Regions from separate parts of the Homo sapiens genome. Here all the other regions are linked to region 1. Evidence: chromatin contacts called from ENCODE Hi-C or POLR2A ChIA-PET data. All regions are on one chromosome and are shown on one strand. The core of a region is the stretch at or near the end of the contact, and the rest is flanking DNA. Distances in the headings are between cores, read along the strand shown. Region 1 holds the start of DNAJC7 (DnaJ heat shock protein family (Hsp40) member C7). Region 2 holds the start of STAT3 (signal transducer and activator of transcription 3). Region 3 overlaps STAT3 (signal transducer and activator of transcription 3). Region 4 holds the start of HAP1 (huntingtin associated protein 1).

The links. Hi-C counts contacts between places; a loop is a spot of excess contacts on that map. ChIA-PET counts read pairs that join two places held with the same protein, here RNA polymerase II (POLR2A). Pooled maps may share reads with other maps.
Region 2: a loop to region 1 is called in a map of CD8-positive, alpha-beta T cell, with 4 times the contacts of the local background. The contact joins the promoter of STAT3 here to the promoter of DNAJC7 in region 1. A Hi-C loop is called at or near these places in 3 of 168 maps with a recorded cell type or tissue (CD8-positive, alpha-beta T cell and naive thymus-derived CD4-positive, alpha-beta T cell), 3 of 37 single-sample maps with no recorded cell type and 11 of 50 pooled maps. POLR2A ChIA-PET finds 5 or more read pairs at or near these places in 17 of 52 experiments (A549, CD4-positive, alpha-beta T cell, CD8-positive, alpha-beta T cell and 12 more).
Region 3: a loop to region 1 is called in a pooled map, with 4 times the contacts of the local background. The contact joins the enhancer-like site here to the promoter of DNAJC7 in region 1. A Hi-C loop is called at or near these places in 1 of 168 maps with a recorded cell type or tissue (PC-9) and 3 of 50 pooled maps. POLR2A ChIA-PET finds 5 or more read pairs at or near these places in 3 of 52 experiments (activated B cell, activated CD8-positive, alpha-beta memory T cell and activated naive CD4-positive, alpha-beta T cell).
Region 4: a loop to region 1 is called in a map of mammary epithelial cell, with 4 times the contacts of the local background. The contact joins the promoter of HAP1 here to the promoter of DNAJC7 in region 1. A Hi-C loop is called at or near these places in 1 of 168 maps with a recorded cell type or tissue (mammary epithelial cell) and 8 of 50 pooled maps. POLR2A ChIA-PET finds 5 or more read pairs at or near these places in 5 of 52 experiments (AG04449, H1, HEK293 and 2 more).

What each region holds. Positions count from the first base shown.
Region 1 is chr17:42,015,834-42,018,877 of GRCh38, reverse strand. DNAJC7 (DnaJ heat shock protein family (Hsp40) member C7) reads left to right here and starts at 1,439. Exons shown (of 14, transcript NM_003315.4): 1 at 1,439-1,538. The coding sequence starts at 1,462. It also overlaps a transcript of NKIRAS2 not described here. RefSeq lists a silencer at 1,131-1,280 and enhancers at 1,391-1,800, 1,871-1,920, 1,031-2,230.
Region 2 is chr17:42,386,914-42,389,957 of GRCh38, reverse strand. STAT3 (signal transducer and activator of transcription 3) reads left to right here and starts at 1,516. Exons shown (of 24, transcript NM_139276.3): 1 at 1,516-1,679. RefSeq lists an enhancer at 796-1,065 and silencers at 1,586-1,865, 2,096-2,175.
Region 3 is chr17:42,336,047-42,339,090 of GRCh38, reverse strand. STAT3 (signal transducer and activator of transcription 3) reads left to right here. Exons shown (of 24, transcript NM_139276.3): 6 at 279-360; 7 at 1,234-1,328; 8 at 1,505-1,656. Among named protein-coding and RNA genes, the nearest start is that of STAT5A, 49 kb to the right of the region's middle. RefSeq lists a silencer at 1,238-1,287 and an enhancer at 1,418-1,727. Within about 2 kb of position 1,435, at least 6 of the 41 ENCODE cell types and tissues checked have a DNase peak (open chromatin) inside an H3K27ac peak, as active enhancers do.
Region 4 is chr17:41,733,026-41,736,069 of GRCh38, reverse strand. HAP1 (huntingtin associated protein 1) reads left to right here and starts at 1,427. Exons shown (of 11, transcript NM_177977.3): 1 at 1,427-1,904. The coding sequence starts at 1,436. RefSeq lists an enhancer at 1,996-2,538.

The DNA of each region.
Region 1 (3,044 bases), core at 190-2,689:
TGGGGATTTGTGAAACATACAAGAGATATCCAGTAGATAGTTGGATATACAGCTGTGGAAGCTGAAGAAAGGTCTAGGTTGGAGATATGAAAAGTTGAGAGTCATCAACAGATGGAAGTAAAGCTGTGGGAATAAATGAGTTGCCTTAGATAGAACATAAAGTGGGAAGATGGTGAGACAGGTTGGCTAGCATTAGACTGGACTATGAGCCACTGGCAGGCAGGGCAGGTGGTCTGTAAGTCTTGTGCCCTCACAACCTAGCACAGAGTAGGCGTTTTGGAAAGGGCTGAGTGATTGGCTCAACGAATGACCCCTCCTTTCCAACCTAGTGAGCTTGTCCTATCCCTCCCTACTCAGTGGTCGCTGTGGTTTCAGCTCCCTCCACACTGGGATAGGCAGAGTATGAGCATTGGCACATGCTGTTTTCCTGGAACAAACAGGTAAATCCTTTTAAAATTCCTTTGCCCTCTTCTTATTTTACTCTTAGCTTTACATTGTAAAGCTACTCCTCATACTCCTCCAATTTAACCCCAGAAAGCTCCAATTTAATTCAGCTCCACAAATAGTCGTTTGGGTGAGGGAATAACAACAAAGACAGTTAAACTGTGCCCTTGTCCCCTATGAATTCTCAATCCAGACCGCATTCGGCAAGGCAAGCGTGATGAGTAGAGAGTTTATATAAGAGGTGGGAGTACTGGGGACACAAGAGCAAGGACCTCACCCCGCGAGCTTCCTTATAAACTCCAGGGCAGGGTCTGGGGCGCCATGTGTCAGCTTTCCTAGGCTTAATGCTGAGATGGCACTCCCAGGCGGCTGACATGAAAGGAGCCTTGTAAAAGGGTCAGCGTCATTAGGGTGATGAACCAGTTGGTGTTTGGAGATCCGGAGTGGATGAAAGGCGCAGGGTGAAGACGCCCTGCGTTCCCCTGGCTTGACTGGGCAGGGCTTCCAGAGAACGATGAAAGCTGGGGGAACTGAGCTCAAAGTGTCTCTTGACTTTCCCGGGAAGAAGCTGTGGACACACTCCAAGGTCGGAAAGGTAGCAGTGGGGACTCCTTCCCTACAGAGTCTTGGGTCACCTGGTCCCCACGCAACCCAGACTCCACGGAGCCTTTCAGGAAGACTCTCTAGGATTGGAAGTTGCTATGGCAATGAGGCTCTTGGAATACTGAAAGCAGCCAAGCCCTAGAGAGGCTACCACCGGTACACCCCGCCTTCCCACCCACGGGTAAAGTGGCGCCGCCTACGCACCGGCACAGCCCCTGGGCTCCCGCCCCGGCGCGGAGACCACCGTGGACATCCGGGGGCGGGAGGCCGCTCTGGCCCCAAGCGGAGCCTCTCTCTGGTAGACGAGCCCGAGGGAGCCCTTCTGGGCGCGGCGCCGCGGAGCTGCTCTATGCTCCAACCGGAAGTGCTCTTCACCGCCGGCCTCCCACCCAGCTCTCTGGTCCCGGCGGTAAGATGGCGGCTGCCGCGGAGTGCGATGTGGTAATGGCGGCGACCGAGCCGGAGCTGCTCGACGACCAAGAGGCGAAGAGGTAACCGGGTAGCAGGGTAGTAGAGGAGGCGACCTGCAGCTCCGTGGCTCAGGGAAACTCGTTCCTGCCATGATGCAGCCCCCAGCTGTTGAGGCGATGCCCCGCCCTCCGCAAACACCCCCCCATCTGAGATCAAGGCCGGATGGACCCCCTGAAGGGGCGCTCTTGGGGGTCGGCCTTCCTCTCCCGCTTCCGCCTGGCGTAGGAGCTGAGGCATGGCCTTGTTCTCCAGCTGAGAGGACGATCGTCCTTATAGGAGAGGCCGAGTCTCCGAGGGCAATTTCAGAGGTCTGGTGCGAGGTGGGGGAAGCGGCGCGGCGTCGATGACGACTTCCTTACATCGCCCCCGACCCCCGCGTTCTCTTGTTAACTTCTGTGCATTGTTGCCTGTCTGCACTTTCCGTCTCCAAAACCTTTGCTCTCCTCACCCCGTTTTCCCTTGTAATTATACCCCAGCGATCACTAGTCTGGGTTCGAAGTGATTGTGTGTCTCCATAATTGACCTGGTTGCCCCCGGTTATCCCAGAAGTCAAAGATGACAGAGAAAAAAAGGAAGAGCGAGGGGCTTATCTCGTGTTCTCTACGTCAGACTCCTCTTCCCCTGTCCTTCCTGGGTGATCTTTATCCTTCCCAGCACTGTTCTTTCTTAAGTTAAGCACCAAGGAAGAGGGCAACTGCTTGGGCGCTGTTGGCACTCCGAAGCAGCCGCAGTGGTTCGAGATTGCCAGTCGGACTAGCCAAGGGAGCTGCTGAGTGAGTGGTTTTCGAGAACGCTCTAGATTCTGGCAACAGTTAGGCCAGATTATTGGAAGTGGGGTTGGAACAGAGTTGTGGGTAGTCATACTTGTTCTAATCCTAAAGCAGAATTGACAAGAAGGTTCTAGAAGTTTGGAGCCCTTTCCTTATCAGCTGCGGGTTAGTCTGACCCTTTTGTTCAAGATATCTACAGTGCCCTCAGTCTCTTTGCAACATACTTTATATCTTCATACCAAGCCCGTTGTGTCTTCAGGCTGGGTAATTTGAGGCGGTGATGTAGAATTAGTTCATGAGATCTGAAATCAGGATTCTGAGATTTTTACTATCTAATGAGTTCGAAATATAAGAAGTACTCGGACGCAATGAATAGTTATCAAGCTTGAGGGTGGTTACCACAGCCAGATCTCAAGTTCCTGATCTGCTGGGAGCTGAGGGGCCTGACAAAGTGTAATAGGCCCCTGGGATATCAGAGAAGCCAGGACACCAGAGTCCAGTCTCTGTTCTTAATTTTGAGCTTTCATGTTGTTCCTACTTCTTCCTAGATATTTAAAGCTAAGCATCATCAACCCTTATACATCATTAAAGAGCTGCACAATGGGAAACAAAATTCCTCCCAGTGCAGACGGAGCTTAAATTAATTGTAGAGATTTACTTGTATTTGGAAAGAGTTCAGTGGTTCTTTATACTGTAAATAGGGATTTGGCCACAGGTTATTTATTTTTTATTTTTTGAGACGGAATCTCGCTCTGT
Region 2 (3,044 bases), core at 267-2,766, 370 kb before region 1:
AGTGACCCTATGAATTGCCCTGTAGATGCCTCTGTCCCTCATTGGATATGAGGTGGTACGAGCGGTCTGAATCTGTAGACTTAGACAGGCTTCAGGTATCTGGGGAACCATGTGAGTAAAACCTTGTATTGTTTCTGGGGCTAGAATCTAGTCTCCTTCAAACACTCAGAAGGATCTGTGACTGCCTTCAAAGGTTAAGAGTCATTGATTTTTCTCACTAGAAATTAATAAGAACAGCTATCCTTGGGGAGAAGGAATGATGGGGGTAGGGAAAGATTTTCATTTAATATTTTTGACCTTTCTGAACGGTCTGCATTTTCTAAACAGGAACATGTATTAGGTTCATTGAAAAAAAATATGTCAGGGGTTAGCTGAGCAGTGAGATAATGGGTCCTTTTTAGATTTTTGTCTTTATACCTGTTCGTATTAAACAAACACAAATATTAATAACATATTTTTAAAGACCCAAAAAAATAAAAATTAAAAACCCTGATAGTATCAGCACATACACAGAAATCACTCCATTATGCAAAGTTCATCCTCTATTATGAAAGGCAAAATGTCTACATTTCCTATCAACCACTGGCTTCAATTCAGTAAAACTTGCATACCAAGTAGGCAAGGTGGAAAAGAAAAAGGCAGAACATTTCATGTATTTCAATTCAGACGCATAAAAATGTCAAGCCCTACACGTTATCAGCTTTCGTATACACCGTCTTCTGCATTCGCCTGTACGGGCCAATGGGCTAGCTGGTCGGCGTTTGATGCTTGAAGTGATGGAACGGAGTACGGGGTTAAATCCACTACCCTCTCCCCACGCACTCTAGTAATTACTCTATTTCCACGTCATGTTTCCGGGTGTGTGTGTCCCTGCTCACGCAGAAACTGAAGTTCAAAGCAGGCGGAGTCACCCATGTTCTTTTTGTTGTCCCCAGAACCCAATTCAGGAGTTGGGTCCCCAGAGGATCTGGAGATACCTGGGGACTATCTAACTAGCTGATTCCCGCGTGGTAAGAGGCTCTCAACCTCGCCACCACGTGGTGCCAAGGGCCGGGAAAAGGGAGAGCGGGCAGGAGGGAGCTGTATCAGGGGCATTTAAAGTGCCTTGACGTCACGCACTGCCAGGAACTCAGCTGAGTTTTCAGCAGGACATTCCGGTCATCTTCCCTCCCTCCCCCCGGGCTTCTGTGCCCAAGTCCTCGGCTCTTCCCTCGCTGTGGCGGAGGGAGGAGCACCGAACTGTCGGAACAGCCAGCACAGGGGCGTATCAGTCTCCTCTTGGCTCCGCCCTTTCTCCTAGCTGCTCTCCTCATTGGTCAGTGGGCGGGGCTTCGGCTGTACCGCACACGCACTGGGACCTCTGGGTGGCCGAACGAGCTGGCCTTTCATGAATTATGCATGACGGCGTGCCTCGGCCAGGCTGGGGCTGGGCGAGGATTGGCTGAAGGGGCTGTAATTCAGCGGTTTCCGGAGCTGCGGCGGCGCAGACTGGGAGGGGGAGCCGGGGGTTCCGACGTCGCAGCCGAGGGAACAAGCCCCAACCGGATCCTGGACAGGCACCCCGGCTTGGCGCTGTCTCTCCCCCTCGGCTCGGAGAGGCCCTTCGGCCTGAGGGAGCCTCGCCGCCCGTCCCCGGCACACGCGCAGCCCCGGCCTCTCGGCCTCTGCCGGAGAAACAGGTGAAGGGGGTGCAGGGTGGGGCCGTTGGGGAGGCCTGGGGACCCGGGGGCTCCGCAGCGGCAGGGGGCCTCTGGGACCTTGGGGATGTTGTGATGGACGCTGCAGTGGGGCCGGGAGAGATGAAGAGACGCGGAGGGTCGCCCTGAGGGAAGACTCTTCGGGATGACAGGAGCGGGCCTCGGAAGGGACTCGGGGCGCTGGAGGGAAGTTTCGTTCTTCGGAGAAACAGAACGCGCTCGAGGGGGCACCGTGGGGCGAGGGCGCACTCGGTTGCGGCGGCAGGAGTGAGGGACAGTCCCCCGATTTCCTGCTCCCTGGGGCCCTGGGGACGTTCCGGCCACCGGAGCGACTGTCACGCCGACGGGGATCACCGGCGCGAGTGGGGGGTCGGAAAGCGCCTCCTCCCCGCCCGGTCGGCGGCTCCCGCTGAGCCACTTCCTCCGCTTGCCCTGTTCCCGCTCCTTCAGGAGACAGCTGTGCCCTTTTGGAGGCAGGAATAGGTGTGTCTGTCGCCTGCAGCCTTACGGGCTGGCTGGTCGTGGGTAGGCTTTATTGCATAAGAATCAAGTTTCCTGTAGGGAAATTGACAGACCGGTACTCTTTCTAAATTCCCTCGCATCTTTTTCTAGGTTAAATTATGCTCCCCCCACGTCCCCGCCTTGTAAAAAAGAGAAAAAAAGACAAAATAAAATCCCCATCAACCCGTCAAGCCAGCTCTAGAGAGAGAAATAAACCTCTTGACATTGTCCTTTTCCAAATACCTGGTAAAGTCGGCCAGAAGATAAATAATTGAGCCATTGCATTTACTGGATTGTGGTGTTGCTTAATTGCATAGGACGGAATGAACCAATTGAGAGTGGGAGTTTTCTGTCTCAGAGCCAAGATCTTGGGTAAATGCAGAGGAGAGGGAAACAAAGACAGGCTGGCCTTGAAAAAACCATGTGTGCAAACTTTACATGCATTTGGGGGGTGTGGTTGCACTGAAGTTAACAAGATTCAAACCGTCGCCCAAGTTGGTATTTCCATGTTTGGTACACATCACTCTGTGCCATATCAGGTCGTTGTTAAGTGTGGTGACAAAATCAGTGGTTAGTCATTTTTTTAATTAAAAATGTGTATAGTGTGTACCTGCTGGTCTTACTGTATGTGCAACTAAAGGTTTACATAGTCTGTGTATGGGTTGTAAATTTTTGGCTGGCTGTGCTGATAAAGCATTGGGCTTGAATAAAGCAAAGCAGAAAATCATCTCAATCTTTTATATGTGGATTTAGACTGTGTTATGACTTGGTTCAGCCAGTTTTCTATCTTATTTTATATTAAATATGTCTGTGTTCTCTGAGTCAGCACATTTATTTCCTTATTAC
Region 3 (3,044 bases), core at 186-2,685, 320 kb before region 1:
TGTAGAGATGGGGGTCTCCCTGTGTTGTCCAGGCTGATCATGAACTCCTGGGCTCAAGTGATCCTCCCAACTCAGCCTCTCAAAGTGCTGGCATTACAGGCGTGAGCCACTGCACCTGGCCAACAGGGAGCCTTCTCTTGGGGATACTGCCTGCAGGTCCTGCATGTATCTTTTTTGAGGTTTTGGCTTCATTTGAATTCTCCTCAGAAACTTTATATTTTCTGTTCCCAAGGAAATCTTTCTTTACTTCTGTTTTTTTGTTTGCTTATTTTAAACAGGATCTAGAACAGAAAATGAAAGTGGTAGAGAATCTCCAGGATGACTTTGATTTCAACTATAAAACCCTCAAGAGTCAAGGAGGCAAGTGAATATTAGAGATGTTAAAATCTCTAGAAAGTGAGTTTGTGTTGTTGAGTTGAAAGACTCATTTGTCTTAACTCTGTTTAGATCTTAAGGCGGGCGGGGCGCAAGGGAGGTACGGGTCCTCAAAGGAGCCTGGTCATTAAGGACAGGAGTATTCCCTCAGGTCCAGGAGTATTCCCTCAGGTCCAGGAGTATTCCCTCAGGTCAAGGAGTATTCCCTCAGGTCAAGGAGTATTCCCTCAGGTCCAGGAGTATTCCCTCAGGTCCAGGAGTATTCCCTCAGGTCCAGGAGTATTCCCTCAGGTCCAGGAGTATTCCCTCAGGTCCAGGAGTATTCCCTCAGGTCAAGGAGTATTCCCTCAGGTCCAGGAGTATTCCCTCAGGTCCAGGAGTATTCCCTCAGGTCCAGGAGTATTCCCTCAGGTCCAGGAGTATTCCCTCAGGTCCAGGAGTATTCCCTCAGGTCAAGGAGTATTCCCTCAGGTCCAGGAGTATTCCCTCAGGTCCAGGAGTATTCCCTCAGGTCCAGGAGTATTCCCTCAGGTCAAGGAGTATTCCCTCAGGTCCAGGAGTATTCCCTCAGGTCCAGGAGTATTCCCTCAGGTCCAGGAGTATTCCCTCAGGTCCAGGAGTATTCCCTCAGGTCCAGGAGTATTCCCTCAGGTCCAGGAGTATTCCCTCAGGTCCAGGAGTATTCCCTCAGGTCCAGGAGTATTCCCTCAGGTCAAGGAGTATTCCCTCAGGTCCAGGAGTATTCCCTCAGGTCCAGGAGTATTCCCTCAGGTCCAGGAGTATTCCCTCAGGTCAAGGAGTATTCCCTCAGGTCAAGGAGTATTCCCTCAGGTCAAGGAGTTTTTTCTTCCTTCGCAGACATGCAAGATCTGAATGGAAACAACCAGTCAGTGACCAGGCAGAAGATGCAGCAGCTGGAACAGATGCTCACTGCGCTGGACCAGATGCGGAGAGTAAGGGCATAGGTCGGACCACTTCCCCCATGTGTCTCGCTCACTTGCGGGATTTCAGCGTCTTGTGGCAGAACTTGCTTGGTTTCTAAGAAGTTCCTGCTCTGGAGTTGACTAAAGAATGTGGTTAGAGACAGTCTGAGGAAATGTTTTCTGACTTTGTTTTGGTTTCCAACCAGAGCATCGTGAGTGAGCTGGCGGGGCTTTTGTCAGCGATGGAGTACGTGCAGAAAACTCTCACGGACGAGGAGCTGGCTGACTGGAAGAGGCGGCAACAGATTGCCTGCATTGGAGGCCCGCCCAACATCTGCCTAGATCGGCTAGAAAACTGGTAAAGGATGAAAGAAGCTTTTCCTTTCTTTCTCGAAAGCTAGATTGAATTCTGATCTTAACTGCAGGCCCACAGAATTGGTACTATATCTCCAACGTGGGGACTTTTCCATATTCAAATTTAGCCCAAGAATTAAAGTTTTTACTTTATTTCGGCCAGGCGCTGTGGCTCACACCTGTAATCCCAGCACTTTGGGAGACCAAGATGGGCGGATCACTTGAGGTCAGGAGTTTGAGACCAGCCTGGCCAACATGGTGAAAACACATCTCTACTAAAAACATAAAAAAATTAGCCGGGCGTGGTGGTGCGCACCTGTAGTCCCAGCTACTCTGGGCGGCTGAGGCAGGAGAATCACTTGAACCTGGGATATGGAAGTTGCAGTGAGCGGAGATCTTACTACCGCACACCAACCAGCCTGGGAGACAGAGTGAGACTCCATCTCAAAAAAATAAAAATAAAATAAAGTTTTTACTTTATTTGGAGAAACTTTGTTTTAAAAAATGTATTTATATTATTATATTTTAAGTATATTTTACTTAATAATTCAATTAAGGCTTTTGGTTTAACTGTATTTAACAGATAGACAAACCTTTTAATTTTAGTTATTTTAGTAATCTAAAATGACACATGCCCTTTTTAAGGGAAAAAATTCAAATACAGAAAATTAATCAAGAGAAGAAAAAATTTTTAAATGAAATCATCAGCAGTACTAGTAGTTAAAATTTAGTTGATGCTCAATCTAGACATCTGTCATTATGTATATACACATTATGTATATACACATAAAGATAGAAATTTATACAGTTTATATTAGGATCATTTTTTTTTCTTTTTTTGGAGTCAGGGTCTCACTGTGTTACCCAGTCTAGAGTACAGTTATGCAGTCATGGCTCACTGGAGCCTTGACCTCCTGGGCTCAGGCAGTCTTCCCACCTTAGCCTTCTCAGTAGCTGGGACTACAGGCATGCACCACCACACCTGGCTAATTTTTAAATTTTTTATAGAGACAGGGTCTTACTTTGTTGCCTGGGCTGGTCTCAAATTCCTGGGCTCAAGGGATCATCCCACTTCGGCCTCTCAAAAGCTCTGGAATTATAGATGTGAGCTGCCGTGCCCAGCCCAGGATCTTCCTTTATATGCTTTTCTGTAATTTGCACTTTTACCTTCATCCAGCATATCTTACTGCAACCCTTCCTGTGCAAGGCCCTATAGTGAGCATGTTGCACCAGCTTGCCTTAGGAGAAACTTGAGATACAGAGCCTGCACTGGAAATTTAGCGCAACTCTACATGAGAATGCCTGTCTATTCATATCCTCACTAACCCTGAGTGTTGTTAATTTACTGAAAGCAGTTTTAAATGCTTCCTGACCAGGGAACGAAGAAGCTTA
Region 4 (3,044 bases), core at 178-2,677, 280 kb after region 1:
AAGGTTGCCCATGACCCCAGTTTGCCAAGCTGAGTCTCTGTCCTCAGTCTTTGCCTGGCCCAACAGCACCACCCAACACAGGTGGCCACTCTCTACATGAAACATTTTCTTTACTTTCTAGGACCCAACTTTCCTGGTTTTCCTCTACTTCACTGCCCCACTCATCCCAGTCTTCCTTTGATGCCTCCTCTTCTTCTTTCTGCCCTCTGAATCCTAGGGGGTTAGTCCTGGGCGCTCTTACCTGTCTTCTCTCAGTCTCTTGGGGATCTCACCAGTCTCATAGCTTTAAATGGTCATCAAAGAACAATGACTCCTACATTTAAATCTCCAGCCCGGTCTCTCCCCTACATTCAGATTTATACATCTAATTGTCTACCCAACATTTCCAGTAGGATACTTAAAAAAAAAGTATTCTATTTATTTATTTATTTTGAGGGGTAGGCTCGCTCTGTAGCCCCAGCTGGAGTGCATTGGCACAATTTCGGTTCACTGCAACCTCTACCTTCCAGGTTCAAGCAATTCTCCTGCCTCAGCCTCTTGAGTAGCTGGGACTACAGGCACACGCCACCATGCTTGGCTAATTTTTGTATTTTTAGTAGAGACAGGGTTTCACCAGGTGGCCAGGCTTGTCTGGAACTCCTGACCTCAGGTGATTCGCCTGCCCCGGCCTCCCAAAGTGCTGGGATTACAGGCGTGAGCCACTGCGCCCGGCTACAGGGAGACTTTTAAGAGGCGTCTCCCAAGGAGAACAGGGGTTCGCCAGCATGGCAAGAGGAGGGCAAAGCGAACTAGGGTTGGAGGTGAAGAACAGTTAATCCAATCAAATGGAAGACGTCGAGTGGCGCGAGCACTGGGGTGTGAGCGCGAGGGTCAGGGTTGCAGCGCCAGGCAGGGTTGCAGCGCCAGGCAGGGTTGCAGCGCCAGGCAGGGTTGCAGCGCCAGGCAGGGTTGCAGCACGTTGGAAGCGCACTGGAGTTTGGAATGTCTCTCCCAGTCAACCGGGAAAGACGCAGCGCTGCCCTAATGCACTGGCCACCCCAGACCGTATGCACAACGTTGGGTTGGCAGCTTCTACACCAGGGAAGGCACCCGAAACCCCGGCGCGGCAGCTGGGGAGGGGCTGCCCCCAGCCAGGGACCCGCGAGTGCTGGGGCAGCCGCGGCTTTGGGCAGAACCATTCTCCGGAGATGGAGAGGGCAGAAAAAATCTTTCGCTCCCATCCCAACTCGGAGCCATCCGGAACTTGCACTCGCCCTTCTTGCCCTGCTTTTCTTACTGTGCTCTGTTCCGTCACCACTAGCTCCCCTCCCGCGCGGCTCTGAGTCCCGCTTGCCACTAGTTGCTTCTCGGCAGCCCCCACCCCTACGCGTGGTCCGGCCCGGCGGCTGGCGCAGGTTATAAAGGTCCCGCCGCAGCAGCGGACGGCAGACTCGAGATGCGCCCGAAGAGGTTGGGCCGGTGCTGCGCGGGGAGCCGGCTCGGACCCGGGGACCCAGCAGCACTCACCTGTGCACCTTCGCCCTCAGCCAGTCCCGCTCCGGAGCCCTCTGCGCAGCCGCAGGCACGGGGCACTGGACAGAGAGTAGGATCCCGAGCCACCTCTGGATCCCAGTTCCTCTCGGAAGCCCGCACCGGAGCTCGCCCGGCCTCGGAGGCTGGAGCCAAGGCAGGAGCCCGGCGCCCGTCCGCATTCTCGGCCATCCAAGGGGATGTCCGGTCTATGCCCGACAATTCGGACGCGCCGTGGACCCGCTTCGTATTCCAAGGGCCGTTTGGTTCCCGGGCCACTGGCCGGGGGACTGGAAAGGCAGCGGGCATCTGGAAGACGCCAGCCGCCTACGTTGGCCGGCGACCCGGGGTGTCCGGCCCTGAGCGCGCCGCCTTTATTCGGGAGCTGGAGGAAGGTAAATCGGGCCCCCGGGGTCCTGGACCGGGTGGGGACTGGGGCAACTCCAGGGAGGAAGTGGCCCCATCGGGTCCAGGCACCCCGCCCCCTCTAGCACTCAGTGTCACCCGTCCACCACCCCCGCGATGTCACTGCGGTGTCTGTCTGGTCGCCCCTTCTCCATCTCCTCCTCTGCTCTTGTCCCCTGGTTTGTGCCCGTGAGTCAGGTTCTGGGGCCTGCACGCTCGCCCACCCACCTCCACGCGCCTCTTGCTGCGGCAGATCTGCACCCCTTCAGCGCCCCTCTCCTGGGTCTACCGCAGTGCCAGGAGAGGGGCGGGGGGCTGCGGGAGGGCGCTGTCCCGCGCGCTCTGAGTCTGCGCTGGCCGACCGGGCTTGCGTGCGATGGAGGGGTGGGTGGGCGGGCGGAGGGGGAAGTTTTGCCCACTTTTTGGTTGCGGGTATGGGGGCAAAGTCGCGCTCTTTTCCTGCCCCTTGTCTCTCCTATCCTCCTGCGGGTCGGGGGAGATCTCTGGATTGGGCCTAGAGGCTCGAGTGTCTCCTAATCTGGTGAAGTCTTCCTCCTGTCCTCTGCACACGCAACAGGTGCAGGGTGAGTGGCTGCGTCTGTTTGTATGACCCAGGAGACTCCATTGCACTGCCTCCTGGGTAGGGGGTGATGAGCCAGTCTGAGGCTGTACTTCCCCTGGCTGTCTCCATTCTAGGCGCCAGGGACCCAGGTGTCCGGAGAGCCCAGTTTCTGAGCCTGGAGGACTGTGACCCCCTTACCTCAGGCTCCTCCAGGGGTAAAAAAAAAAAAAAAAAAAAAAAAGCCGGGCGCGGTGGCTGACGCCTGTAATCCCAGCCAGCACTTTGGCAGGCCGAGGCGGGCGGATCACTAGGTCAGGAGTTCGAGACCAGCCTGGCCAACATGGTGAAACCCCGTCTCTACTAAAAATACAAAAATAAGCTGGGCGTGGTGGCGGGCGTGTATAACCCCAGCTACTCGGGAGGTTGAGGCAGGAGAATTGCTTGAATCTGGGAGGCAGACGTTGCAGTGAGCTGAGATCTCGCCATCGCACTCCAGCCTGGAGGACAAGAGCAAGGCTTTGTCTAAAAAAAAAAAAAAACCAAAAAAAAAAAAAACCAAAAAAAACCC